Linked DNA regions of Homo sapiens: all the other regions are linked to region 4. Evidence: chromatin loops called from intact Hi-C (ENCODE). Cell type or tissue: heart right ventricle. All regions are shown on one strand. Region 1 overlaps UPB1 (beta-ureidopropionase 1). Region 2 holds the start of LOC105372960 (a long non-coding RNA gene). Region 3 overlaps SPECC1L-ADORA2A (SPECC1L-ADORA2A readthrough (NMD candidate)). Region 4 overlaps SPECC1L (sperm antigen with calponin homology and coiled-coil domains 1 like). Region 5 overlaps ADORA2A-AS1 (ADORA2A antisense RNA 1). Region 6 overlaps ADORA2A (adenosine A2a receptor). Region 7 overlaps UPB1 (beta-ureidopropionase 1).

Region 1 (4,000 bases), 180 kb after region 4:
ATCCACAAAGCCATGGGGTGCACAGCCTCTCAAAGGAGGAGACTATAGGCCTTGTGGAGAGTTTGTGCGCTCTGGGTTTTCAGCCTGGTTCCTTTGGTCTGTCTTTGAACAAACGCTTTTGAATGTCTCCTGGGAGCCAGGCATTGTGCCAAGGACAAGCAGACAATGAGGATGCTTTCTTCCTATCCCCAAGGAGCCTGTGGGGTCCTGGGAGTGACAGACAGCAGAGGAAGAGTGGCACACAAAGCAGTGGCACACAATGGCTCCCGAAGGCCAGGGGATGCTGAGTTACCTTGACACTTGGCCCATAGCTGTGAGAGCCTGCAGAGGCCCACAGAGGGGTGACATGTGACATAGATAACACCTCCAGGAAGATTAGGTGGGAGGAGGGAAGTACATTCCTGGCCCAGGGCACAGCACACACCAAAGCACGGGGATTTAAAAGAGCCAGAGAGGCGAGGCATTCCATGATAAGATGCACACAGGATAAGTAGGATAAGTGTGGAACCAGGCTTGCCTCTGAAGGCAGGAGAGTGGGGAGCGGAGTCCCGGGCCAAGGGGGTGGCTGACCTGGGAGATGGGTGTGAACGTGGGCCCTGGACCGGAAGCAGCACCATCCTCATCCCTGCCTCTCAGCAACCCCACAGGTCAGGTGGCAGCCTCCCCATTACCAGGTGAGGAAACTGAGGCAGTGTCCAAGTGTCTGACCCCAGAGCCTCTGCACCTCCAGCTTTTCATGCAGATTTTGGACATCAGGAGATAACCAAATATAGAACCTCCCCACCCTACTCCTCATACCTGCCCAGGTGGGCATTGATTTTTCCATATGCATTAGGATGAGATCCTAAAAATTGCCTTACCAATAGAACTAAATGGATTCTAATCCTTTTTAAATTCTCAGGTCTCTGCCCTTCATAGACGCATAAAGGCTATCGTAGAGGTGGCTGCAATGTGTGGAGTCAACATCATCTGTTTCCAGGAAGCATGGAGTGAGTCTTTTTTATGGTGCTTTCTCTGCTGCCTTCAAACAATTGTGTATTCTCTCCATGTTGCCAAGAGTGTCTGCTGCCTGACTTTTAAAGAATCTCCTTTGTTTCCTCATCCATGGAAAGTTCTCCGTCCACATCACCAGGAACCCCGGCCTCCCTGCTGTTACGCACCGAGCTGTTGTCTGATTCCTTCAGTTTTCCCACATCGTTCTGAATCCATTCGCTCCTCTCCATCTCTCTACCACCACCTGGTCCAAGCCCCTGGCAGCTCACCTCTGGCTTTTGTAATTCCCTCCAGCTGGTCTCCTGTGCCCTCCTGACCAGGACTTCTTTACCTTCAGATCTCAGCCCAGAGCCAGCCCCCCCATCTAAACATCCTGGTAGTATGTACCTTTGTGGTTTTTATTTTTATCAGAGTTTTACATGCTCATGGTTTAGAGTCAGATGGGTGTACAAGGTCTGTTACCAAAAAATAGCTATTATCCCCAGCATCAACACTGAGCTAGTTCCTTTGGAATTTACCTTTGTTAGTGTTGCTACTTCCTAATTTTTTAGTTTTGCATCACCTATTGACTTCCCCCTATGGAAGATGTCAGTGTTAGCCCTTTCTTGCCTCCTCCTGGCCCTTCGACATACATGTGTCCTTGTTCTATCCCCCCAGCCCATTTTGTCAACTTTGATTCCTTTTCTTTTTTTTTAAGACAAGGACTTACTCTGTCACCCAGGCTTAGAGTACAATCACAGCTCACTGCAGCCTTGATCCCAGGCCCAAGCAATCCTCCCACCTCAGCCTCCCAAGTAGCTGGGACCACAGGTGCACACCATCACGCCCAGCTAATTGAAAAAAAAAAGTTTGTAGAGATGGAGATCTCACTATATTGCTAGGCTGAACTTTGATTTCTTTTCCTGAATTATTTTCTGTTTTCCCTAGAGTTTGCTTTGTTTTCTACTTGCCACGCATTCAACCCCAAACTTTCTATCAATTCCTAAATCTCCCTTAATGTGTTTTAGACGCATCAAACAGTCTATCAGTTTCATCTCCTCCAAGGAATCTGCCCCAGAGCCTTGTGACTGCTGTGGTCTGAATCAGGTGCCCCCTCTGCTGGCCACACAGTTATTGTCCTGGGATCCCCCCTCATCATCACCCTGGGGAATCCCTTTGCCTTGCTCTTGTGTTTCTCTGTTCCCACAGCTTCCTCTTTCTTGGTTTATACCCTTATTTTAGTGGAGTGGTGTAGTGGATCCTTATAGATTTATGTTGCCTCGGCATCCATGTTGAATACAAGTTTAACTCTCTCATACCAGCGGCAGGGCTCGGTCACGCTGGACACAGTTTCCAGATCTACACCACACCGAGATGGCTCAAGCCAAGTGGCCAGAGGTAAGAACTTAAGAGGCCTCTCTCCCACCAGCAGACTGGGCTGCCCACTTTCCTGCTGCTTCCTTTAAATGGACCATCCAGGCATTTGGCCATTAACTTAAGGTGACCACATCTTAGTCATTATGTGTACTGCTAGTTGCCCCATACTCTCTCTGACTCTTCATTTCTCCCTCATCTGACCTGGGGACAGAGGACTGCCCTCCTGACTCATGGCACTCTCCTTGCCCAGGATCTGTAAGTAAAAAAATCTTTAAACTTGTTTCCTATTGCGATTGTGTGTTGAATTTGCACCTTCCATGAGAAGAACCAGGGGCTGCCCCAGGCTGGGTTTTCCTTGGGATACCGGTGGAAACACAAAGTTGGGCTCCTAGGGCCAGAGTGGTAGTCAGGCAGGGACAGGTCAGGCAAGAGCTGCCACACAGCATGTGCCAGTATAAACAAGTTTCACGTATGAGGGACCCCCTGGTCACGGGTTGGACAGACAGGCATTAGGCTGTCCACCATGTACAAGATGTATCCTGTGAAAGGCACACTGTAGAGACCACATCCAGCTCCCTTCATTTCCTGTTAGTGCTGGGTTGCCAACCGCTCTGGTACTGGAGCCCCCATTTAGCTAGGGACTCTCAGAACAAGTAGTTCCCTGAGGAAGAACACATCAGAGGTAAACTTTTTGAGGCCTTGCCCATCTGAAAATATGTTCCTTCTACAATTTTCTTGATAGTTTGGTTGAGCATCAAATTTTAGGTTAGAAATCATTTTCCTTCAGAAGTTTGAACACATTGTTCCATTGTCTTCTAGTTTTTTGGGCATTGTTGAGTAGTCCACAGCCATTTTAATTTGTGACCCATTGTCTATGACTTGTTTTTCTCTGGAAGACTGTAGGAGTTTCTCTTTTTCACCAGTACTCTACAATTTCATAATGATATTCCATTGTGTATATCTATTTTAATCCACTCTAGGCACTCAGTGGGTTCTTTTAGTCTAGAAACTTGGGTTCTGAAGCTCTAGGAAATGTTCTTGCATTATTTCATTCATTATTTTCCCCTCTTTTTTTCTCTTTCTAGACAGTCCTACTATTAGGATGTTGGAACCCTGGACTAGTTCCCTAATTTTGTTATGTATTTCCTCCTTTTTTTTTTTTTTTTTTTTTTGATACGTGGTCTTACTCTGTCACTGAGGCTGTAGTGCAGTGGCACAATCACAGCTCACTGCAGCCTTGACCTCCCAGGATCAAGCAATCCTCCCGCCCCAGCCTCCTGAGTAGCTGGGACCATAGATGCATACCACCACACCTGGCTAATTTTCTTGAATTTTTTTTTTTTTTTTTTTTTGTAAAGATGAGATCTGTGTTGCCCAGGCAGGTCTCAAATTCCTGGGCCCAAGCAATTCTCCCACCTTGGACTCCCAAAATGCTGCAACTATAGGCGTGAGCCACAGGGCCCAGTCACCACTTTGTCTTTTTGCTCAATTTTCTGGTGGATTTGATCTGATTTGTCAGTCAGCCCTCCTATTCAACCTTTCATTTCTGCTGTCAAATTTTGAATTTACTAGTGTTCTTTTGGTCTGAAAGTCCCTGTTGTATTACATCCTGTTCTTGCATCATGGTTGCGATATCTTCTCTTACCTCTAA
Region 2 (4,000 bases), 78 kb after region 4:
TTGCTTGAATTAAGATCCAAATAGGGTTCTCACATTGTGTTTGGAAGTATGTCTCTTTTAGGTCTCTTTCAGTTCATAAATCTTTTTTTCTTTCAGTTTCTTTTTGAAGGAACGGGATTGATTGTGCATCCTACAGAGTGACCCACAGTTCAGATTCTGTTGGTTCCTTCCCCATCCTGTTGTCCGTGGTGTAAACTGGTAGGCAGAGCTGGAGGGTGGATCTGATTCCAGTTCATGTTTTTGGCAGAAACATCTCAGCTGTGGAGTTCTGTCCATTCGCAGCAGGACTGGCTGCCTCTTTCTGTGATGTCACTGCCTCTGATAACGAGGTCAGTCATTCTGGGTAATTCTGTCACTCCTTCCTTCATTAGGCTTCCTCTTTACAGAGAAACCCCTTTGTCAGCTGTTCAGCTGCCTTGACTATGGTTTGGTCTGGAAAGTTCTATCAGGTGCTTGTTCCTCTCCCTTGATTTTCCAGCACTCAGGTTCACGAGTGGTTTCCAAGCCAGGCTGGGTGTGCCTTTGTAGATATCACCATAAACTCACCGATGTCACATTTTAGATGTACCACCCCATTGTACTTAACACCTAACTTCAGTTTTTCAAATGGTGAGCCTTCCTGTTGGCTGTGGATTCAGATCACCTGGGTACCTTTAAAGAACATTATGCCCTGACTCGTTCACACCACGTGAATGAATGTCTCTGGGGTGGGGCAAGCGTAGGAAAACCCGAAAAATCTTTGCAGTGATTCTAGCGCACAGTGAGGATTGAGGGTCCGTATTAGATCAAGAGCAAAGACATGCAGGGCTTATCTCCAGAGGCTGCCAGCTCCACCTCGGCCGCCTGCCCTACCTCGGCCGCCTGCCCTGCCTCCTTCTTGCTCCCTCTTTACCATGTAAGTACCAACACCTGGGCTCCATGATGAGCCAGGCAAGACTCTCCCTGAAAATGTACTGCTTCCCCTTCCTTCCCCTTCCTTCCCCTTCCTTCCCCTTCCTTCCCCTTCCCTCCCCTTCCCTTCTCTCCCCTCCCCTGACCTGGAGCAGAGATTGGCCCTGCTTCAGGGAGGAGATAAGCACTGTAGTCCCCAGGGCAGCACCCTTAGATCAGCAGCTAGAGGGCCTGGCCAGGTTACCCCACAGGCACCACCGGCCCCAGGCAGGTGCCCATTCATCACTCCCAGGGCATTCTGTGTTTAACAGCCACTACCCAGAGATATCAATCAACAGTCTCGATGGTTTTTTTACTCTCTTTCAGACATTATATCTTCTCCCACCATACTACACAGAAAAGGAACCTCACTCACCTCACTCAGGCTCCCAAACTCTGCCACAGTATAGGGGGGCATCGTGAGCCAGGGTTTTGTTAGTAACTCACTCTTACCTCATGAGGCTGGGCTGTGATCCCCAGCAGGTTTCATTCTGAGTGCACTGGGTTGCAGCTTAACAGTGTGGTGTCCTTGTGAAGCTGGAGGACCAGTGAGGACCACCTCTGCCTGAAGGTGGACCTGGGGACAGCGCTCTGCACGGCTCAGACAGGCATGAGGAAGTGGATGCTTGCATGTGTCAGCAGAGAGATGAATCAGAGCCCTTGGCTTCTTGCCCTGTGTCCATAAAAGTGGCATTTCCTTAAATAGACCAGAACCTTAATAGCTATTTAAAGAGCATGTGGTATTTGGGAGTATATTTTATGGCCCTTAATTAAACTTCAAACAAATTAAAACATTTAGAGATCTTTTATGACATATTTTTAATCTTTTTTGTGGAGATTTGTATAATCTCTTGGCTTTCACATCCCACCCTAAGGCCACAGACAGAAGGCAGGGTCACATCTACAGTTGGGGTTTCCATCCTTGGTCAAGAAGCAGTGAGTGGAAACCACCCAGCCAGTCCCTTGGAGGGGTGAGGCTGTCAGGAGTCTTTATGAGGGTAGAAAGGACAGCAAATGGCACTGTGAAACAGGCCCTGTCTGTCCCCTGTCACATCTCTTAGTTGACATTTCCTGGATGAAGGATGTGTGCCCTTAGGAGAAAATGGGGCAGAGCTTCTCATTCGAGTCTGTGCAGAGGCCGTTTTGAAAGTTTCTTCTGGCACATGTCATCTCTCTTGTTTTGTCGACCCTAATCCAAACATGGAATTATCTCGTAGAGTAGAAAAGCTCTAAATTGACCTGAAAAAAACTAAGTGCAAAATCTGAATTCATCGGTAAGAAACTTGCATTATAATTAGTAAGTAATATGTTTTCTATGTCTCTATTATTTTAAAAAAGTTAATTTTTTTCTTCTTAGATTGCCACCATTGCCTGTGAATAGTGAACAATAGAAATTCCTTCCGTTAATGTGCATTTTCCCCTCAAATAAGTGTGAGTTTTGGCTTTGAGAATAGCTTACTTTAAAGGGCTCTGCTGGCCTCCATCAGAAGCTGTCTCTGTAGGAATCAGGACATGAGTGCAGAGTGGAAGGCCCTTGGCCCTCCAGCCCCTCCGCTCTTCAGCAAAGTGTAAATGGCCTTCCCTCAGAGGGAAACCCCTGGAAGATAAGGACTTTCCTTATGCACTGAAAACGCCACTTTTACTAAATAGAAATGCTATTTCTAGGCAAGGTCTGTGAAATAAACTCGTAAGAAGGGATATCTGTGAAAGTTGTAACACTATTATGGCTCATCTAATTTCATGCTTTTCTGGCTTCTGAAAATTTCATTTGCGAGGCATACGGCCAGAGTCCCAGCTACTTGAGCAGCTGAGGCAGGAGGAACCCTTCAGCCCAGGAGTTCAAGCCCAGCTTGGGCAACATAGTGAGAGACTCCCTCCCTTTTTTAAAAGCACACAAACCTGATTTGTGGTTGCTCTTCCCTTTATTCGCCATTGCTCCTGTTGCTTCATGGCAACTCATATGTTTCTAACTGCAGGAGATTGGAAGTCCTTGTGGCCTCTCCACATCACTGCTGCATTGACCACTCTGTCCTGTTTTAAACACACTCTTCCTTTGCCTTCTGGTTTCTTTCCCCCAACCCCCAGCCCTTCCCTGTGTTCCATTAAAGGCTGTTCTCCTCAGCATGGCCATTACTTGTTGGAGTGCTGAGGGGCTGGATCCGAGGCCTCCTTCTTGCTTATGGCCCACTGTGACCATCCCTAGGGGATCCCATACAGGACTCCGATGATGCCGCACTTTCTGTCTCTCCGCACTGCTCTCCTGACTCACGTGTCAGCACCACCAAGCACCTTTGGGTATCTCCAAGGTATCTTGAACTTAAGGTGACAAAAACACACCCCTCATCTGCTCAGTGCCCACCTTCCTCCAGGGAGCTCTGCCTCTGTGAAGGCCACCACCAGCGTCTGGTTCTGCCCACAGAAGCCAAGGCCCATCCGGAGCACTGCATGCGCTCTCCCTCCTCATAGCCAGTCTGTTGCCAAGTCTAGTCTGCTTTAGCTGCCAAGTATCTCTGGAGCCCTACATCTCCCACCCACCACTCCAGCCCAACTTGATACGGACCTCTGCAGCCACTGACCAGCCGGCCTCTGACTGCCCTCCCCCTGCTCCTGGCTGTTCTGACCCCAGTCCAGCCACTCTTCCCTTTAAACCTCCTTGAGCCCTGGCCCATGTCAAGTCCGTGTGTCAGCCCTGTCCAGCAAGATGCCCGCCCACCCATGAAACCCCAGGTGAGGACTCGCTGAGTGTGCAAATGAATCCTCAAAAAGAGCAGCCCATCCCCAGGCCCTCTGCCCTTTCCCACAGGCTGTCCCTAGATGTGTGGCCATGGCCACGTCCACCTGTGGATTCCATGCTGGGGCCACAGATTTTAGGGTGTCACTGTGTCTCCTGCTCTCCAACATGGAGGTTCCCCATTACTGTTAGTGGAAGAACACAACTCCAGGCCCTTCATTTTTCTGTTTGTATGCCAATCCTGATAAGATCTTTGCAGGCCTGCAGAAAACAAATCCACACACTGGTGGCCCCGGCCCTCCTGCTGGGGTGGAAAGCTCTGCCTTGTGGCATCCAAAT
Region 3 (4,000 bases), 96 kb after region 4:
CATCTACAGGAGCTGGGCCGGGCACAAGAGAGGACTCCATCTCTCCTGCCTGACAGGAGAGGACTCCACCTGACCAGCCCTCTCAGGCTGGGAGTGCCTCGGGGAGCCTGCTGTGAGGCAGGGGGAGGGGTGCGGAGAGACCGGGCACAGCTTGCCAGTTGACTGCACCAGGCCCAGAGCAGGTGCTGAAAGGTCTGGTCTTTTGTCTGCACCCTCCCGTGTTTGTGAGGAAGGGGTGGCAGGGGGTCTGCAGTCTTAAGGGCCAAGCAGAAAAGAAGGGCCAAGGCAGGCACCCACCAGGCAGGAAGCAGGTGTGCCCTGAGGGGAAGGACAGGCCATCGCAGGGCTGGGTTGCACCCAAGACTTCTGCCAGGAAGAGCACTGAGGAGTCGGGACACACAGGTCCTCCCCAGGTCAGCCACCGACACTTGGGATGTGCTGGGCTTGTTTCCACCTCTGCAAAGCAGGGCCCCCTTCTGGGCCCTCATATCAGGCACTCTGACATGGGGTACAGTCCTGGCAGGTCATGGGGCTGGGGCCACAGGGAGAGCGGGCAGGTGGCTTAGAGCCATCGGGGTGATGAGTGGCAAGCCCCGGCATGAGGGCTGCAGAGGACTGTCACTGCCCACGCTGGAGCCAGGGCTCCACTCCCCTCAGGGCCTGCTTTCACATCTACGCCGATCATCCCCAAGGCCGGGTTGCTAGCGGGTTGCTGTTTGTCCTGACACCCAGAAGCAGATATGGGGTGAACATCTTGAGTGGGGTGGGGTGAGTTGGAGGATGATGACCAGTGACTCGGAGATCACTTCCTCCGTATGTTTCTTCTGCCTTTGCAGGACCTCTGTTAGGATAAACTGGAGCCTTGTGAGGTCCCTGCCCCATTGGAGAAGTTGGGGAGCACCCAGGGTGACCCAGTTGGTTTCCAGGGACCCTTCCCCTGCTCACTGGCTGCTTGTCCTGGGCCTGGCATGTCTTGCTCCTGATGCAGCTCAGCTGGCCTCAGAGCAAACAATGAGGGCCAGAGGCCACCAGGTGCATCCTGGGCAGGAACAAAGGGCCGGAATCCTGGAGCTGGGGAGGCCCAGCTGGCCCCGCCGCCGCCGGGCCTGAGGATCTGGAGCCTGGATGGAAGGAAGGGTGGGCGCCCACAGCCTTTTCAAAGCCTGCCTGGGGCTGGGCAGGGAAACCAACGCCTGGAGCCAGAAGCTGGGGCCTGCCAGGGGCCTCCCCGTGCCCACCAAAGGGCAGTGGTTGCAATTGGAGAGCTTCTGCCCCTCAGCCTTGTTGCTCCCTTGGGCCTGGGGGTGGGGGAGGCGGGCAGCCCAGGCACCTGCACAGGGACCTCCCCCAGCCCCACAGCCTTGGTATCTGAGGACAGCACTCAGCTGAGGTGGGTACGGGGCTGGCAAGGGGGCAGCAAGGCCAAGACTGAGGAGGTGGCCTTAAGGCACGTGGTGCCGAGAACACAGGCCCCTCCCTGGAGAAGACAAGCTGGCTTGTGGGGCAGGCAGTTTGGGGACAGCCCTGCCAGGTGCCGTTCCCCATCCCTGAACTGGACAGCTTGGCCTGTGCCGTCTCTGGGCAATGGCAGCGCTGGAGACCTGGGCCAAAGCACCTGACAGATGACACAGGACCGCGGGGCTCTCTGCCTCTGAAGGGCCAGGGAGGAGCCCAGTAGGGGAAGGGTGGGGGCCTGGCCTGAGCCGGCCCATCACAGCCTCCTTGGCACTGGCTCCTCATGGGTGGCTGTGGGGACTGTGGAGCTGGCTCTGGGGCTGGAGCCACTCCAGGCCCTGCCTGACCACCCCCTGGCCTCAGGACACAGTTCCACCGGCGCCACTGCTGAGGAATGGAGGAACTGCCCCTTGAGCCCTAGAGGTGAATGTTAAGGGCTTTGGCACTGTGACCCTGAGGACCAGCTTTGGAACAAAGCCATCACTCCCTGCGTGAGGACGTTGCGGCTGCAACCCTCCTGCTGTGGGACTGGGGTGCACATGGCTAGACCATGCATGGGAAGGTCCACGCAGGAAGGTTGCGGGCCCCAGGATGGGAATGGCAGAGGAGTCATTGGGGTCCACACTGGGGGACGAGACAGACCCTCAGAATCGGCTGAGGGCTGGTTTCTGCCTCGTGAGCCCCCTGAGCCCCTCAGGAAGACTCAGGACGCTCCGTGCATGTTTGCTGAGTAAGGGCTTGAATGAATCTGGGTCCAGCAGGTGTGGGCGGGAGGGGTTTGTCCCCACTAGAGGAGAGGTTTTACCTCGTGGAGAGCCCCAGAAGCAAGGATGGGGGGGCCAAGGATGGGGCCAAGGGAGGGCCCCATGGCCGTCAGCATCCCTCACCCCTACCTTGTGGTTTGACTTAACCTCCAGGAGGGGGCAGGGCAGACACAAGATACTCATTTTACAGGTGAGGATATGGGTCCTGGAAGGTCTGCAGGGAAGCCCCTGCCGCTGGTCCCAGGGCGGTGTCCCCACCTGGAGGGGGAGCTCCTCCACTGAGGAAAGCCAGGGCCATGGGAGAAGGCGAGCTCCTTTGAATAGAGGGTCAGCAAAGGCCAGGATGACAGAGAGGGGGGCACCAGGGCCAGGTCTCCTTGGAAAGACCTGGGGACAGCGCCCCAAGAGTCTCATGTGGGTCTCGCCCTTCGGAGTTTAACTCAAGCTGTCTAGGTCCCCACACATCCCAGGGTTTCCTCCTCCACCTTGGACATTAGGGAACACAAGGACCAGGAGAGCCGGGCTAGTTGAATGGGAACGGGGGCCCAGGCTTCGATCCCAGGAATAAGCCAGGGAGGCTGCCAGATGCTCAAGGCTGCATCTGGGTAAGCAATGGTCACTGCCATGGGCCCCATGCTTCTCCTAACACACTGGCCAGGTGCCTGTGTGCCCATTTCCCACCCACCCTCTCCTCCCTGCAGTGAGTGGTAGCTGCTGTGATAGAGGTCATGCCCCCATTCTGCCTTCAGCCTTAGGGTCCAGCCTGGCCCTGGGCAAGCCCCTCCACCCTGGGCCTCTAGCCAGGACCCCACTGGTCCCCAGAGGTTCTAGAATGCAAGGATTCCCAAAAGCCTTTGGCCACCAATGCCCCGGCTGTCTGACATAGCCTGTCCTGTCGTGAACAGTTGGGATTAGTCCACATCCCTCCAGATGCAAGGGTAGAAGGCGGGTCCCCTTGGACAGCTTGGAGGGCTGGACATGAAGTTGTTCCCAGTTGGAAGTCTCCAGAAAATAGGCGAGTGGGGCGGGGGGATGGGGGGGGAATTCCCAGCCTCAGGCTCTAAAATTCCCAGTTAGTCTGTGGTGCAGACAGGACTCCCTGCCTCCTTGTTCAGGGAAGTAGGGGAGGATCAAGGCCACACTGGGCACCAGGAGCTGGAAGAACAAGAGGGTCTCTGGCCCAGAGTCTGGGATGGGGAGAGGCAGAGGGGGCATTGGAAATTGGGGACACATCTTTGAACTGAGATAACAGCTGTTGCCAAGACCAGCACCTGGGCCAGGCTAAGGAAGGGCAGGGCTAAAGGTGGGGGAGCTAAGGGTCAGGCAGGGCCTTGAACGCCGTGTTCAGGAGGCTGGCCTTTATCCCTCAGGACCTGGGGAGCCATGGAAAGATCTGAGGAGCAGGCATTGGGCACAGCTGGACACTGGGGAACGGGTGACACAGGGGCATGGATCCAGCCCAACTCTGATAAGGAACAGCAGAGTTCCACAGGACCATAGTGGCAGAGGCAGCAGTGAGGACTTCTTTTTTATTTATTTGTTTGTTTGAGACAGAGTCTAGCTCTGTCCCCCAGGCTGCAGTGCAGTGGCGTGATCTCAGCTCACTGCAACCTCCGCCTCCCGGGTTCAAGCGATTCTCCTGCCTCAGCCTCCCGAGTAGCTGGGACTACAGGCGCATGCCACCACGCCCGGCTAAATTTTGTACTTTTTTAGTAGAGACAGGGTTTTACCTTGTTAGCCAGGATGGTCTCAATCTCCTGACCTCGTGGTCCGCCCACCTC
Region 4 (4,000 bases):
CTGATATTTTTAAAACTTGGGAATGGTTTCCTTTTATTGGAATAGTGTGAAAAGTATTCTTAAGATAATGTCACTTTCTCTCACTTGTATTTTGTTTCTGTTTTCCTGCCTGTGAGAGGATATGGCTGGTATTACAGCTAAAACCAGAATTTGTCCCTAGTTCTGAGTATTCCTATGGAGCGGGTCATGAAATTTTACCTCCCCCCGCCTCATCTCGAATCTGTTTTGGTGTAATAGGTGGAGAGTCAGTATTCCAGTCTGTAGCATCAGCAGTGCATGTTTCCTCTTATCTTGCTATAGTAATAGTTTTTCAAATAGAGATCTGTTGATAGTTAAAAAATATTTTTGGCATATAGAGGCTCCTGTTTCTCAGAGGCCTGTGATTTATTGCTGGCAGGGACCTTAGCAATTATCAGTCCAGACCCTTGTTGTACATGCCTCCAGCATAATAGTGAGGACTCAGTTGGAACTGCTACCCAGGGCCACTGGCATTCTGGCCAGGGATCTATCTATACCCCATGTGGTTGCTGATGAACTGTTTATTTCCATGAGTTATTCTAGTTATACTAGTTATTCTAGCTTACATTTTATTTATTTGTTATTTTAGTGCAATGATTTTAAAATAAATTTTCATATATCTTTGGCTAAAATTTGAGTAATTTAGATTTTAGGGTGTTTTTAGTGATCACTTTTAAAGTTACAGTTTAGGAGATTTGTATTAGTTCTTGGCACATACATGTTGAGAGGCTACTGTGAACTAATACTTTTGTAAAAACACTATTTGAGAATTGTTTTCCCTTTTTCAGTTTGATACTGGAACCGTCACAAATATGACATCATTTTTGTTAGGACAACATGTTAATCATTAAACAAACGTACATGCTTTCAGTCCAAAGTTAGGAGAAACGAAAATTTCCAAAGTTTCCTTGTAAATAATCAGGTTAAGTTCAATGATACATCAATATAATTTCAGTCAGTGTTACAGCAACAGTTTAAGTGTATTAGATAAAATCTTACCATGGAGTGCTTTTTCATACTTTTTAACAGTTATTACACAGGTTGTTTTAGTTTATCCATAGTGCCTCATACTTAGCTCCCCTTGGAAACTGTGTGTACCTCAATTCTGGAACGTACCTTAGAACAACTCTTAACTTTTCTAAATCTGCATCGTCAATTTTACGTAGGTAGAGGATGAATACCGAGCCTTCCAAGAAGAAGCTAAGAAACAAATTGAAGATTTGAATATGACGTTAGAAAAATTAAGATCAGACCTGGATGAAAAAGAAACAGAAAGGAGTGACATGAAAGAAACCATCTTTGAACTTGAAGATGAAGTAGAACAACATCGTGCTGTGAAACTTCATGACAACCTCATTATTTCTGATCTAGAGAGTAAGTGATAAGAACTTTTCATTCTTTTTTGTCCTACTCTTTTAAACATGCGGGGATAATTTGCATTTAGTAATAAAATAGGGCTGGGCACGGTGGCTCATGCCTGTAATTCCAGCACTTTGGGAGTTCAAAACCGAACCAGGCTGGGCACAGTGGCTCACACCTGTAATCCCAGCACCTTGGGAGGCCAAGGCAGGCAGATCACTTGAGTTGAGGAGTTTGAGACCAGCCTGGCCAACATGGTAAAACCCCGTATCTACTAAAAATACAAAAATTAGCTGGGTGTGGTGCCAGGTGCCTGTAATCCCAGCTACTTGGAAGGCTGAGGTGGGAGGATCGCTTGAACCCAGGAGACGGAGGCTGCAGTGAGCTGAGATTGTGCCAGTGCAGTCAAGCCTGGGTGACAGAGTGAGACTTTATTTCAAAACAGAAAAGAAAAAGTCACAGATTGATCCTGTGTCCATGGTAACTGCCTGGCAATATCAGCATGATTGATGGAGATATAACCAGAGCGAGAATGGATTATTTTTTGTCAGAGAATAATGGGGTTCATAATCAATAATGGGACTCAAAAGTTATGAACCCATTATTAAATGAGTAGGGCAGTGCCCAGAGTTGTTCAGAACAAAGTTGGTCTAATAACATTGAGAACAGCAGTTTGCCTGATCTCTAGAATAAAAATAACATTGTAAAAATTGAGTTATAATTTGTAATTTAAAAATAGGAAGATCATAGTAGTAGTTCTTTTCCTTGGTCGACTTGAATGTTGCTTTTGAGTTGAAGACAGTAGATGGCAGTGTCCCTCACAGTAGGAACACTGAAGAGGAAGGAAACTGCTGTTAGAGGTTCGAGAGTTGAAGAGTAATGCTGCTTTCTTGTGTGACCACAAATCGTGCTAGATGGCAGTTTTGCAAACTAGTCTTCACAACAAGAACTTAAGCACAAATTCCTTTGTTTCCAGGAAAAAAAAATACATTCCATTTCAGAGTAAAAACGTAGTCATGACTGTAGAGATTGTAAAGTTTAAATCAAATCCCTACAGACACTTTTAGTGCATTTTATTCTGTCTGAGTATTTCCACTGGCTGCCACTTTCCCTTTTACTTAAATGGATTTATTTATTTATTTATTTATTTATTTATTTATTTATTTATAAGAGGTGACAGTAATAAAAATGTAGTGCCGGGGGCAGAAAAACACCTTTTAAAGAACAGTGATTATGTGAATTCTGTGGCCATGAATGAAAAAAGGTCAATAAAGAGAAAAAGAGCAAAGGAATGAATGCAACTTGAGAATTTATGATCAGTCTAAGATGACCAGGTAGCTTAAAATGTCACCTGAGAATCAAAATGCCAAATGTTAAAAGTGAGCTGTCCTGAGATTTGCTGTCATTTGTCATGTGTGTATTATGTTTAACAGTAAGTAGATGTGTCATGTCCTTTGTGACAAGAAAAAGAAAACAATTTTCAGCAAATTTCAAGAGAAATTACACTCCTAACATTTTTTGTTTGCTTGCCTGTTTTTTGCTGTTTGTTTGCTTTTTTGGGATGGAGTTTCATTCTTGGTGCCCAGGCTAGAGTGCAGTGGTACCATCTTGGCTCACTGCAACCTCTGCCCCCCGGGTTCAAGCGATTCTCCTGCTTCAGCCTCCTGTGTAGCTGGAATTACAGGCGCCCACTACCACACCCGGCTAATTTTTTATTTTTAGTAGAGACAGGGTTTCACCACGTTGGCCAGGCTGGTCTCGAACTCCTGACCTCAGGTGATCAGCAGATATTACAGGCCTGTGCCACCACGCCTGACCGCCTGTTTTGATTATGAAATATTTCTTGCATATAAATTGATACAATGTAAATGAAAGGTGTAACTCCCAGTGTTTTCAACATTAGAAATTTTTCAGCTTCTGTCCTTACTCCTCGTCTTATGTCCAAAACCCTGAATTTGTCTATGTGTGAGGTCGCAAGGAACCAAGTTCCCTTGCTGATTCCAGAGCCATCCTTGCCTCCAGAGATAAGGATCAGGGCATTAGACTCGTCTACTCAGCTTGGTGTCTGCTTTACCCAAACCAGATTAGATGGCCTGTTTGACTCTTCGTTTGCAGGTTGAGTCTGAAGTACCTTATGTGTGAGACAGGCTTTAAAGTTTAATCTTTTGCTTATGAAGTCATCTACCCTTGTTGTCTCAACACAAGACTAGCCTTTCTGTCTCTAAGAGGATGAAGATTATATCTTTCCTTTCCTTTACATCTTAAGCACTTAGAAAAAAGCCTGGTACAAAGTTGGTACATATGACACATTTATCAAATTAAAGAGTAAATTTTGAACCTTTTTATTTCACAGGACCTGACTTTGTTACACAGTTTTGGGGCAGTGAATGAGAGCAAGTTAACTACTGCCTACCAGAATTGCCCCTGCCGCCAACGTTTTATCCCATTTATTTCTGATCCAGCTTTAGAAAATACAGCATTATTATTTATTTGTAATAATTATTATTCCACATATAATTGTTGTAAATATTCTAGGCTCTATGTTGTTAAAGTGAATTCATGCCATTTAAAAATACCAGAACACTGGCTGGGTGCAGTGGCTCATGCTTGTAATCCTAGCACT
Region 5 (4,000 bases), 160 kb after region 4:
ATCCAGCTTTTCCTCCTACCCCTCACAATGCACTTTCCAGCCCCTATAAAATCTGTCACTTACAGGCCTGGCACAGTGCCCGGCACATAGCAGGTGCTCAAGAAATGGAAGGTATTATTATCATAATTATGAGAAGAAGCACCATATGACTTATTCATGTTTGACCCCAATGTCTGGTTCGTTTAATATTTGTTTACAAAACTAGGCAATGGGCTGGGCACAGTGGTTTACGCACTTTGGGAGACCAAGGCGGGCAAATCATTTGAGATCAGGAGCTCAAGACCAGCCTGGCAAACATAGTGAAACCCTGTCTCTACTAAAAAAATGGAAATTACTGGGTGTGGTGGCACATGCCTGTAATCCCAGCTACTTGGGAGGCTGAGGCAGGAGAATTGCTGGAACCCGGGAGGCGGAGGTTGCAGTGAGCCGAGATCGCGCCACTGCACTCCCGCCTAGGCGACAAGAGTGAGACTCCGTCTCAAAACAAAAACAAAAACAAAAACAAAACAAAACACATCTAAGCAATTAAGAGAATAAATGTTGAATGGTTGTAAGCCATCTGTAAGACAAACTGTGCAGCTTGCCATGGACTACTGAAACTAACTCTTTCCAGAGTCTGGACAGGACAAGTACATAGTGGGGCTGTGCTGCCCAGATGCATGGCCTGGAAGTCCGGCAAGAAGCTCTTTTTGGCTAGTGACTGCAGAGGCTGAGTATAGAAAAGGGTCGTCAGTGTGTTGCTCCAACACAGGCCAGTATCAGTTTGGCTCCCTAGGTGCAGAATGTGTGGTCAGACCAACTCACTGGGATCAGAGAGAAACATGAGACTGTAAGAGAGGATTCGGATGATGAAGGAATTCCTGATTCTTAGAACTGAAGGCTGTAACTGTTGCACTCACACAGGCACAAAGGTGGGGCTCTGGGGCTCTGGGATTTGGCAATGGCAGTCTAGGAAATAGTCTATGTTAGTCTGGCAAGATGTAGCAGGATATGCCAGTCACAGTGGTGTGCTCCTGTAGTCCCAGCTACTCGGGAGGCTGAGGTGGGAGAACAGCTAGAGTCCCAGCGTTTGAGACCAGCTTGGGTAACACAGCAAGAACCCATTTCAAAACAAACAAACCAAAAAACAACTCACAGAAAAGAGGTAGCAGGACACAAAATTCAGATTCCAGATTCAAGTCTTTGGCAATGCTAAGTTTAAAAGGGGGCTGTGCACTGAGATATCAGAAAGAGACTTGAGTTTAAGGAAACAAGAGATTCAAGATTAGAGCACAAAAGGGTTTTTTTTGTTTTGTTTTGTTTTTTTGAGACAGGTTCTCACTCTGTCACCCAGGCTGGAGTGCAGTGGCACAATCACGGCTCACTGCAGCCTCTACCTCCTGAGCTCAAGTTATCCTCCCACCTTAGCCCCCCAGGTAGCTGGGACTATAGGCACATGTCATGATGTCCAGCTGATTTTTTTTTTTAAAGATGGGGTCTCATTATGTTGCCCAGGCTGGTCTCAAACTCCTGGGCTCAAGAGATCCTCCCACTTTGGCCTCCCAAAGTGCTGGAATTACAGGTGTGAATCACCATGCCCAGCCACAAAAAGGTTTAATGCCCTAAACTAGTTATTAGATTTGGGACATTAATTCAGGCAGGGCTAGCAGCAAGCAAGGTTGAGATCTGAAGTAGGACTCAGATTCTAGGAGTGAGGGCAGAACTAGTCTAGTGTTTAAGGTGGGGCTGAACTTGCCAGTGGTTGAGTTTGTTGCTGGGGCAGAGAACCTGGTAAGTTATTACAATACTGTAAGCCCTCCACAATGAATCATTAGTATACCTTATAGCTTCTCAGAGTACACAATCTACTTAGCTTCAGTATAAAGTATTTTAAGATGCCAATTATCTGCAGATGGTGAAGTATAGAACATAAGTCTGTTTGGCCTAACTTAACAAATACATAATTCTTTCTACACACTTGTTTCGCCCCGGGCTGTGTACCTATTTGACCTCTTAACCCCCATCGATTTTTGTCCCCTTACGATTCTCCAGATACAACCACTTCCAATTTGAAATTGCTCTTTGCAACCATGAGGTAGTTGTTTCATCCCCAGATTCTGGGACCAGAACTCTTTTCACCATTAGGTTCCAGAAACTAGGGTCCAAATACTCTTGCAATAAAGTGTTTCCTTTAAACCAAATCCAACCAAACATACTTTTAAAAAAGTTAATAATAAAATCTTCCCATCATCTGGCTCTTCAGTAAACTCACAGTTACTGACTTTTACTTCATCAAATACCAGGCTGTCTTGTATCGTTCTTTGGCTTATTTATGGTTCTTTGGATTTGACATCCCTAAGGTTTTCTTGGTTCATATTACAGCAATATACAGAAATCACAGACTGTAATTCAACTACCCATCTGATGACTGACTATCTTCTACAACACTCCCACCAAGTGGTCATCTGGACCGTACCTGAACACCCTGAATGAGAACTCATCACTTGCAGAGACTGCCTATTTCATTTTTTTTTATATCACCCAATGAAAATAACTGTATTGGCCTGAAATATCCTCCCTAAGTTTCTTGAGACAGAGTCTTGCTCTGTAGCCCAGGCTGGAGTGCAGTGGCACGATCTCAGCCCACTGCTACTCACTGCTACCTCTGCCTCCCGGGTCCTGGCTCAAGCAATTCTCCCGCCTCAGCCTCCCAAGTAGCTGGGATTACAGGCACATGCCAACATGCCCAGCTAATTTTTGTATTTTTAGTAGTGACGGGGTTTCACCATGTTGGCCAGGTTGGTCTTGAACTCCTGACCTCATGATCTACCCGCCTCGGCCTCCCAAAGTGCTGGGATTACAGGCGTGAGCTAGCACGCCTGGCCTCCTCCCTTAGTTTCTATCCATTGACTCCAGCTCCTCTCCTTAGGGACATGTGGAACAAATAAAAACCTCTTATATGTGGCCCCTTCAGAAATCTGAATGAAGTGACAATATCCTTCCTGAGTTTGTTTGCCTTGTTTTGCTAAATATATGTTCCAAGTGCCTTTAACATTTTGTTGTTGTTGTTGCTGTTAGATCTCTCTTTTCTGCATATTCAAGATGATCTATATGTCGTGTAGCTATCCCAGAGCTAGATTAATTTCAGGTGTGCTCTGGTCAGCACAGAACAGAATGAGATAGTCATCTTCCTTGTGTTCTGCACACTATACTTCTCATAATGCAACCTAAGATTATATCAGCTTTTTTTGGCAGCCACACACACTGTTGACTCACATTGAGCTTCTAGTCAACTCAATACCCCTAATTCAGCCACACGTACTGCTGCTAGGCCCAATGCATACTTCTGCAATTGTTTTAGCGGGGAGGAAGTGGTAAAGAGAAAGATTTATCACATTGATACTTCATGAAATTTGGGGCCCAAAAATTCAACCTGGGATTTTGCATTCCTGTCATACATAAGCCTATGCTTAGTTTGCTATCCTAAATGATTAGACAAACTAGTGATGAGTCATGGACTGGAGTTCAGCTTAGGCTAGTCAGCTTTGCTTTGTTTCATGGTCTCATGCAGCCTTCTCAAAATTACCGATCTTTCAAATGTATGCTATTTATCCCGAGAAGAACTGGTGGAAAGACTATAAATGATTCAATGCAAAGCCATTATCACCACTGAAAAAAACAACGCAAAGATAAGTATCCAGTACATTAAAGATGGTATATTTATAATTTGCCATGGAAGAATTATATCTAAACACCTTCTCCTTGATTAAAAATAGCATCTATAGAGATAATGCTATATAGATTTTCAAAGATATTTCAACTTAGCTTATTCCATTCCTTCAAGAAAGTGGGGAAGGTATCATTATCCTCATTTCTAGTTCAGTTCAGTCCTTATTGTACCCATGGTATTCCAACACAAGTGAGACCCACCCCATGTGATTAAGGCACTCATATCCAGGGTGTTCTCATTTCTAGTCCAGTTCAGTCCTTATGGGACCCATGGTATTCCCACACAAGTGAG
Region 6 (4,000 bases), 110 kb after region 4:
CACAGGCAGGTACCCAGGGCTGCCAGGGAAGCCTTGCCAAACAGAGGCCCTGGTCAGGCTTCTCCCAAACTGGGCATCCCAGCTGGCATGGCACCAGTCCAGCCCGTGAGGCAGGCGCCGATGATTTGACCCCACCAGCAGGGCTCTGGGTGATGGGACTGGGGAGTCCTCCTTCACTTTGGCAGACGTGTTATGTTCCACCTTGTTTGCCCCCAGCAAGGCCCTTGAATCTGGAGCGTGGTCTGGGGCTGCATCAGCCTTCTAGCCTGGGATGGTCAGATTGGCAGAAGGCTGTGGCATCCTTCAATGCAGATGCCCTAGAGAGGGCCGTGGTGGGAGGCAGGATCCCTGGGTAGAGGCGGCTCCTCAGTGGCCCACTGGGCCTCACTGGACAGTCGCCTGTTGCTGCTGCTGGTGGTGCTGGGCCTGGGAGTCCACCTTGGAGCCACAGGCCAGGCACCTGGGTGGGAGGCAGCCCGGGGCCAGCACCAGCTCCACTTGTACCTGTTGGGCAGGGGCTATCGTGAGTCAGGTGGGCCCTGGTGAGTACTGCTCAGGGAGAGAGGCCAAGAGCATCAGGGATAACTGTGTTCCTTGAGTGTGGCCAGGGATGGTGCCAGGAGAGCTGGTCTGGTGCATCCCTGCCAACGACACACTTTGTGAATGGCTGCCTGGCAAGTGCTCCATGGAAAGCAGGGGCTTGGGAGGACTCGGCCCTCTCCAGCTGCTGCAGGCCCTCCGTTGCTGCAGGGTTTCTGGCTCTGCTCTCTCCTTCCTCCTCCTGCTTCTGTGTCAATGCTCCATTCCCAGGCTCCTAGTAGGGGCAAAAGGGCCTGCTGGGTGCAGGAGAACCTCCAGTCCCAGGTATGGCTGCAGCCCGTGCCAATCCTGTTCCAGCCACTTGAGGTGCCGACAGCATTGGAGTTGGAGGGAAAGTTGGGGTCTGTGTGTTTGAGCTCTGTCACATGGACAATGGGGTAGAGGGGAGCCTGGCCCTTTGAACAGGGCTCAGGACCAGGAGTGACTTCCTCTCCAGGTTGCCAGTCCTGCTCCATCCCTCATGTCCTGGAAGAGAGAGAGAGACGAGGTGGCTGCCCGAGTCCACGTGAAAGGCAGCCTCTGACCTCTTGTCCCCAGGCAGGTGGTGGCGGCTGGCAACACACTCATAGGGCCCCATGAGGGTTCAGGATTGGAGGGGGTAGATTTGGGGGCCTCTTAGCTCTCAAAGAGGGGCAATTTAACGGGCAGAGGTCCATTTGGATCCAGACCATTCACAGGCTCGAAGGGGACACTGGGAGTTGGGGCTGGGCTCAGGCCTGCTGGGGAACCAAAACTTCTGCTTCTGAGGGGTGTCAGTAATTCCATTTTGACTCTGGGGGAGCCATTTTAAATCTGTTTATTTCCTTCTCATAGAATCATGGGTGAGAGCTGGCATGGCCCCTAGAGGTCATTTGGGGTCCAGCTGCCTCACCGTATCAATGAGGAAACTGAGGCCCAGAAAAGAAAAGCATTTTTGCCCAGAGTCCCTCAGTGAGTCCTGGTTCCGTACCTGCTTTCTGCCAGGGACCAAACTCCCGTTAGTCATTCCTGGTGTCAGCCAGGCAGAGGAGCAGGTGGGGGAGAGGGCGTGGGAGGAGGGAGGTGAGGCAGCTCCCTCCGAGTGGAAGCTCACAGTCAGCTGCAGCGCCGCCCCTGCCCTGACTGCAGCTGACTGGCAGGGGCACCTGGAGGCAGCGGGTTCGGGCGCAGTATGAGAGGGCTTACCCTCTGCGGCAGTGGGAGACAGGACCAGGCAGCTCCCCACATCCTTCCACATCCGAGCTCCAGGGGTCTCTGGCTTGTCCTTTCACAGGGCGGCTGGTGTCCCTTAGGTGGGTGCTGGTAGTTCCTGGGAGAGTTGACGGGATGGAGCAGGCCAGGGGGGCTGAGAAGTTGGCCTGGCGAGAGAAGGTGGGTGGGACTGGGAGAGCCTGGGCAGGGAGGGGCCTTTCTGGGAGGGAGTGTCATGGGGCTGGCCGAGATCCAGGACCCAGGAGACTGGCCAAGCTGCCACAGGAGGCCTGAGAGGCTGAGCATGGGGGGGCCAACACTGACAGACTTTAACAAGTTTCTGGCTCCCCCAGGAAAAAAACAGACCACATCTGATCCTTGGCCCTGAGTCCAGAGTGGGAGGCACCGTGACAACAATGCGCAGAGCAGGGAATGCAGGGAGCCATGGATAGTGCTGGGGTGAGCTGGAGTCCTGGCAGGGGCCCAGCTAGGGCAGTACTCATTCTGCAGAGCCTGGGAGAAGGGGCTGCCTCCTTGGGAGGGGTTTGTGTGGGAGTCTCAGCGGGAATTCTATTGGACCAGGGGAACCAGCCTTGCTCAGTGACTTCTCTGGGTGTCCTCCTCTAAAGTGAGGGTCAAATTCCCACCTCTCTCGCCTCCTGGCTATGACCACAGCAGACCAGGCAGGGCATGGGGCTAGGCGGGGTCAGGGGCCATCCTCAGGCTGACACCTGGCCTGTGGGTAGGGTGGGATCTGAAACTATAGGGTCTTCAGGGGGCCAAGTGTGGGGTAAGGGGTGGCACTTTCCGCAGGGCTCGCCCTCTGCAGATGGTTCAGCTTCTCATCGGCTGTCCCTTTGCAGGTGCCTCAGGAACCCTGAAGCTGGGCTGAGCCATGATGCTGCTGCCAGAACCCCTGCAGAGGGCCTGGTTTCAGGAGACTCAGAGTCCTCTGTGAAAAAGCCCTTGGAGAGCGCCCCAGCAGGGCTGCACTTGGCTCCTGTGAGGAAGGGGCTCAGGGGTCTGGGCCCCTCCGCCTGGGCCGGGCTGGGAGCCAGGCGGGCGGCTGGGCTGCAGCAATGGACCGTGAGCTGGCCCAGCCCGCGTCCGTGCTGAGCCTGCCTGTCGTCTGTGGCCATGCCCATCATGGGCTCCTCGGTGTACATCACGGTGGAGCTGGCCATTGCTGTGCTGGCCATCCTGGGCAATGTGCTGGTGTGCTGGGCCGTGTGGCTCAACAGCAACCTGCAGAACGTCACCAACTACTTTGTGGTGTCACTGGCGGCGGCCGACATCGCAGTGGGTGTGCTCGCCATCCCCTTTGCCATCACCATCAGCACCGGGTTCTGCGCTGCCTGCCACGGCTGCCTCTTCATTGCCTGCTTCGTCCTGGTCCTCACGCAGAGCTCCATCTTCAGTCTCCTGGCCATCGCCATTGACCGCTACATTGCCATCCGCATCCCGCTCCGGTGAGCAGGGCCGGGGTTACATCTGTGCAAAGGCTGTTGGTGCCCAGGCTTTGGTCTGTGCCCGGAGCCAGGGTGAGCCTGGGATCAGGGCCTGGTCTGCAGTGTCAGCATGGTGAGCTGGCGACGGGGCCCCAGGCTCAGCAGGGGCTCCCCAGGGCCAGCACGTGGCCAGCAGTCATGCCGAACTGACTGACCCCTATGGGCGCAGGGCAGCCTGGCCCTCCCAGGCGGCCTGGGTTCCCCTAGGCTGCCTGAGGCCAACTGTGCTCTGCTTTTTGGCAGATGAGTGTGGCCAGGGTCTGGCATTGGGCTTAGCAGGGAGCTGTGGTCCCAGTGACCCACGTGCTGCCAGCGGGTGTGTCTGGGCCATTCCTCACACACAAGCAAAACTTCCCGGATGATGCTGGGGTGGAGTGGGGAGCCAGGGGAAACCATAGGACCTCAGAGTTAGGAGCCGCCCGCCACCTGCCTTCCCCCAGATCCTCTGGGCCAGCCTTGCAGTGTGCACATTAGGAAAATGACCCAGAGAGGGGAAGTGACTTGGTTGAATGCCACAGTGAGTCACTTGGACCTATATGCAAATTCTGTTGCTCCTCAAGTCACCAAGGACTCATCGTCTTAGAGGCAGCCAGTGTGCTCAGGGGCTGGCTGTTGGAGGGGATTTTTATGGTGAATCTTTTGTGAAGTGACTTCAGCCAAGTAATTGTGCAAATGAAGATTTTCCCAGAGGCTGAATTACTCGGCATGGATTCCACCTACCC
Region 7 (4,000 bases), 200 kb after region 4:
AAGGGGGCCATTTGCAGCAATTTGCTGGGCCTTCAGGCCTGAGATGAGAGACAGGCCTTTTGGGCCTCAGCATTTGGCAGACACTGGGGAGGATGGCATGGACTCCGTGTCCTGGGCCTGCCTCAAGGTGCCTGACCCTCTGTGGAGCCCACAGTGCATCTACACAAGCTCACAGATGTGTTTCTTTGTTCCTTTAAAGCTCACCAGGACTTTGGCTACTTTTATGGCTCGAGCTATGTGGCAGCCCCTGACAGCAGCCGGACTCCTGGGCTGTCCCGTAGCCGGGATGGACTGCTAGTTGCTAAGCTCGACCTAAACCTCTGCCAGCAGGTGAATGATGTCTGGAACTTCAAGGTAGGTCCCCAGGACCCCTGTTGTTGCCTGCTCCTCTGCTTTGGCCCTCATCCTGCTCTCAGGAACTGCTGTTGCGGGGTTGCCCATGGCAGCATGAGGTACCAGCTCCCACCTGAGGGCTCTGTGTGAGCTGAGGGCTGAATCTCTGCCTCCTTGCTGGCTCCCGGGAGGAACAGTTGGGTCAAACAATGTACAAGCAGCAGGCTGCAATAAATTCTCCTCTCATCTGATTTAGATTCTGGGTGCCTTCAGACAAATTAATCTCAATTTCATTTGTCCAGAGAATAGAATGGATTGGCTCCTCTAATCCTTTTTCCTTTCCAGGCATTTGCACTTATCACAAGATAAATATGCATGTCTGGTTCTGCTTGTGGCCAGTCCCTGCAGTCTAGGCCTTGACGATAGCAGGAAATGGGTCATGCAGAGAAATGGAATCTAGGCCTGGCTCTGCCACAGCCTTCCTTCCTTGGTCACCTTAATTAAGCCCCTTGTGCTCCCAAGCCTTAGTACTCCCAGTTGTAAAATACGGGGCTTAACTCGAAGGTCCCATGCTGGCTTTGACACCTAATGCCCTGTGATGTCAGGAGTCAGAGGAATGGAGATGTCTGCCCTCCTGGGATGGGACTCCACCCTAGAAAGGCTCACAGCTTCAGAGTTTGCTGTATTAGTGTCCGAAAGTATTTCCACCAACTCAGCACCCCTTTTTCTTTTTTGGTGGAGTAGGGGGCATGGAGACAAGGTCTTGGCTCTGTCATCTAGGCTGGACCAATGGCACAGCCATAGATCATGGCAGCCTTGACCTCCTGGGCTCAAGCCATCCTCCCACCTCAGCCTCCCGAGTAACTGGGACTATAGGCGTGCACCACCACCACACCCAGCTAATTTTTAAAATTTTTTATAGAGACCGAGTCTCACTATGTTGCCCAGGCTGGTCTTGAACTCCTGGCTTCAAGCAATCCTCGCACCTCGGGCTCCCAAAATACCAGGATTATAGACATAAGCCACTGTGCCCTGCCTCAGCAACCTTTTATAAGCAAATTGTATATGCAAATGTCCATTGTTATAACTGACTTTGCCCGGTGTGACTAAAAGACCACCAGGGCCTCTAATCCACCCAGACATGGGCTTTTGGCCTTGATCCTGTTTTCTGAGCATGGGTTCCTCAGTCTCGGATCCTTGTCAGACAAACAAGGTATTGGGCATGAGAGAGTCTCCTGACCTCTCTCTCCTCTTCCTGGGCAACTAGGATGAATGTAGGATTCCACCCAAATCAGAAGGGAGCCAAGAATGCTGGCCAACTCTTTTTAATAAGTATCCCAGGAGCAGTAAACCAAATGTTTTCTCATTAGACACTTCTTAGAAGCAGAAGCCTTCCCAACTTTGGTAATGGGCCTGAGCTCCTGTCAAGGCTTTTGGGAGTAATCCACCTTGGGAAAGGAGGGAGGGAGGGAGGGTGTGCTGGGTGTGAGCACTGTGGGTGGGCTTTCCAACTCCACCAGCCTCTGTATCCACGATGAGATGCCACATGGAGTAGACAGAACTCCAGGCCCATCCAGGAGCCCCTGGTTCAAATCCCAGCCTTTTCTACAACTGGCTAGTGACCTGGAGCAGGTCACTCCTCTCTGGGCTGTAGGATGCTCTTCTGGGGAGCAACAGGACCACGGGACTCCCCTTCTCCATCCTGCCTCAGCAGACCACACTTTCTGGATAGACAGGTCGAAGGGGTCACAGCAGCCAATGCTGGGCTGTATGAGTCATTGTAGCATCTGTGAACTTTGCCACAGTACTAGAATCAGTGCCAAGAGGTCACTGTCAACGAGCCTTCCTGATGCGTTCCTGCCCCATGACTGCCCTCCAGTGGCAAGAGGTGGTGGCGTGTAAGTGATGGGGATTTATAAAACCAGAACCTCTAAAGTACATCTGTGTTTTGCTTTCAGATGACGGGCAGGTATGAGATGTACGCACGGGAGCTCGCCGAAGCTGTCAAGTCCAACTACAGCCCCACCATCGTGAAAGAGTAGCCGGCTTCAGTGCCTGCCTTGGGGTGAGGAAGACACCTCTGCCCCAGTGGATTAGCAAGTGTGGCAGGCTTAACATGTCCAGGTTCTCCCCAATAACATTGTCCAGGTTGGTTTTAAAATTCCCAGGCAGGGGGAGAGTGGCATGGGGAGTGACTTCTTAATGGGTAAGGGGCTGCTTACTTCTGGGGTATTGGAAATGTTTGGGGACTAGGTAGAGGTGAATGTACTAAATGCCACTGAATTTGTATACTTCAGAATGTTTGTTATGTAAATTTTACCTCAACTAAAAAAAAAAATGCCCAGGTACTGCTTGTGCAGGTGGATTTGAGGTTAGGCAGATGATGCTGTCCATCCCGTACACCAGTGGGAAGAGGGTGAGGGCTGATCCAGAGACCCTGAGCCTACAGCAAGGCTGTGGTGGGTCGGATGGTCTTTGGATGTGTCAGCTTAGCTAGGCCACAGTCACCAGTAATTCAATCAGACACTAATCTAGGTATTTCTGTGAAGGTATTTTGTAGATGTGACAGAAGTCCATTCCCAATTGACTAAGTAAGTGAGATTATCTCAGATAATCTGGGTCAGCCTGACCTGATTAGTCAGAAGGCCTAAAGAACAGAGCTAAGGGTTTCCCTGAGGAAGAAATTCTGCCTGAGGACAGCAGCCCAGTGCTTGGCGAGAGTTCCTGACAGTCTGCCCTTCTGATAGCCTGCCTCACAGAGTTTAGACATGACTAGCCAGCTCCTACAATCACTGAAGTCAATTCCTTGCAATAAATCTCAATATATCCCCTACTGGTTCTGCTTCTCTAGTTGAATCTGACTGATACAGATTTTGGTGCCAAAAGTGGTTCTAGAAAAATAGAATCTTAAAGATGAGTTTTCTGCATTGGTTCTGGATTTTTTTAGAATTCTTCCCTAGTTTGATTGAACTTAAAGGCATCAATGACTCTATTTCCATAGAGTCAGGGTAAAGAGGGTAGTTGGTAGTCCATGGCATGGTGCAGCAATAGTTATTTATGTGCGAGACTAGCCATCAGCCATCAGTTTGTGCCCAGAGTTCCAGCCTGCCCTTTCTGATGGCTTGTCCTGTGGATATCAGACTTGCCTGACCAGATTCCATCATCATAGAAGGTAATTTGTTGCACTAAATCCTTTTATATCTCTATCCATCACCTACTAATTCTGCTAGTTCTGCTAATGTGGTTGAGCTCCATTTTACACATCAGATTACTCACTTCTCTACACCTTGGTTTTTACATCTGTAAAATGGGACTGGGCCAGGTGTGGTGGGGTGGCTTATGCCTGTGATCCCAGCACTTTGGGAAGCCAAGGCAGGTGGATCACTTGAGGTCAGGAGTTCAAGACCAGCCTGGCCAACACGGCGAAACCCCGTCTCTACTAAAAATACAAAAATTAGCTGGGCATGGTGGCGCATGCCTATAATCCCAGCTACTCAGCAGGCTGAGGTATGAGAATTGCTTGAATCTGGGAGGCAAAGGCTGCAGTGAGCTGAGATCACGCCACTGTGCTCCAGCCTGGACAACAGAGTGAGAGCCTATCTCCAAAAAAAAAAAGGGGTGGGGACCATATTCCTGCTTTATGTCAAGACACTGGTAAGAGACAGAC

Evidence for each region. A loop is a pair of places that touch in the nucleus more often than their neighbours do. Peaks named below come from ENCODE experiments on the same cell type or tissue, not always from the same donor. Only the 100,000 strongest peaks of a DNase experiment are listed, where the experiment ranks them.
Region 1: it touches region 4 in a loop (7-fold over the local background); 30 of 110 quality-filtered maps call a loop at or near these places.
Region 2: a loop joins it to region 4, with 2.1 times the contacts of the local background. A loop is called at or near these places in 16 of 110 quality-filtered maps.
Region 3: it touches region 4 in a loop (6-fold over the local background); 30 of 110 quality-filtered maps call a loop at or near these places.
Region 5: a loop joins it to region 4, with 2.6 times the contacts of the local background. A loop is called at or near these places in 11 of 110 quality-filtered maps.
Region 6: a loop joins it to region 4, with 2.2 times the contacts of the local background. A loop is called at or near these places in 27 of 110 quality-filtered maps.
Region 7: a loop joins it to region 4, with 13 times the contacts of the local background. A loop is called at or near these places in 84 of 110 quality-filtered maps.

What each region holds. Positions count from the first base shown.
Region 1 is chr22:24,501,225-24,505,224 of GRCh38, forward strand. It overlaps UPB1 (beta-ureidopropionase 1), which reads left to right. Exons shown (of 10, transcript NM_016327.3): 3 at 902-989. Among named protein-coding and RNA genes, the nearest start is that of UPB1, 7.9 kb to the left of the region's middle. RefSeq lists an enhancer at 2,163-2,432. In heart right ventricle, a CTCF peak has its summit at 2,082 (motif pointing left); a DNase peak (open chromatin) is centred at 2,097.
Region 2 is chr22:24,401,142-24,405,141 of GRCh38, forward strand. All of the region lies in intron 14 of SPECC1L (sperm antigen with calponin homology and coiled-coil domains 1 like), which reads left to right. The region is part of intron 15 of SPECC1L-ADORA2A (SPECC1L-ADORA2A readthrough (NMD candidate)); the gene reads left to right. LOC105372960 (a long non-coding RNA gene) reads right to left here and starts at 1,518. Exons shown (of 2, transcript XR_938082.3): 1 at 1,384-1,518. RefSeq lists an enhancer at 296-355. In heart right ventricle, no CTCF peak of the experiment used is centred here; a DNase peak (open chromatin) is centred at 1,560; H3K4me3 peaks cover 747 bases; H3K27ac peaks cover 3,583 bases.
Region 3 is chr22:24,419,178-24,423,177 of GRCh38, forward strand. The region is part of intron 18 of SPECC1L-ADORA2A (SPECC1L-ADORA2A readthrough (NMD candidate)); the gene reads left to right. Among named protein-coding and RNA genes, the nearest start is that of ADORA2A, 6.4 kb to the right of the region's middle. RefSeq lists enhancers at 1,006-1,615, 2,226-2,835. In heart right ventricle, a CTCF peak has its summit at 2,389 (motif pointing right); a DNase peak (open chromatin) is centred at 1,062; H3K27ac peaks cover 2,497 bases.
Region 4 is chr22:24,323,036-24,327,035 of GRCh38, forward strand. SPECC1L (sperm antigen with calponin homology and coiled-coil domains 1 like) reads left to right here. Exons shown (of 17, transcript NM_015330.6): 6 at 1,185-1,392. It overlaps SPECC1L-ADORA2A (SPECC1L-ADORA2A readthrough (NMD candidate)), which reads left to right. Exons shown (of 20, transcript NR_103546.1): 6 at 1,185-1,392. Among named protein-coding and RNA genes, the nearest start is that of SPECC1L, 54 kb to the left of the region's middle. In heart right ventricle, CTCF peaks have their summits at 2,185 (motif pointing right) and 2,384; no DNase peak of the experiment used is centred here; H3K27ac peaks cover 1,968 bases.
Region 5 is chr22:24,483,363-24,487,362 of GRCh38, forward strand. All of the region lies in intron 1 of ADORA2A-AS1 (ADORA2A antisense RNA 1), which reads right to left. Among named protein-coding and RNA genes, the nearest start is that of ADORA2A-AS1, 9.7 kb to the right of the region's middle. In heart right ventricle, a CTCF peak has its summit at 2,466; no DNase peak of the experiment used is centred here.
Region 6 is chr22:24,430,498-24,434,497 of GRCh38, forward strand. ADORA2A (adenosine A2a receptor) reads left to right here. Exons shown (of 3, transcript NM_000675.6): 2 at 2,634-3,239. The coding sequence starts at 2,908. SPECC1L-ADORA2A (SPECC1L-ADORA2A readthrough (NMD candidate)) reads left to right here. Exons shown (of 20, transcript NR_103546.1): 19 at 2,634-3,239. ADORA2A-AS1 (ADORA2A antisense RNA 1) reads right to left here. Exons shown (of 7, transcript NR_028484.3): 5 at 1,765-1,937; 6 at 400-1,065. Among named protein-coding and RNA genes, the nearest start is that of ADORA2A, 4.9 kb to the left of the region's middle. RefSeq lists enhancers at 2,900-3,449, 3,870-3,999. In heart right ventricle, no CTCF peak of the experiment used is centred here; a DNase peak (open chromatin) is centred at 2,099; H3K27ac peaks cover 4,000 bases.
Region 7 is chr22:24,523,420-24,527,419 of GRCh38, forward strand. It overlaps UPB1 (beta-ureidopropionase 1), which reads left to right. Exons shown (of 10, transcript NM_016327.3): 9 at 200-354; 10 at 2,292-4,000. The coding sequence ends at 2,375. Among named protein-coding and RNA genes, the nearest start is that of GUCD1, 30 kb to the right of the region's middle. RefSeq lists an enhancer at 2,320-2,499. In heart right ventricle, a CTCF peak has its summit at 2,215 (motif pointing left); a DNase peak (open chromatin) is centred at 2,202; H3K27ac peaks cover 1,293 bases.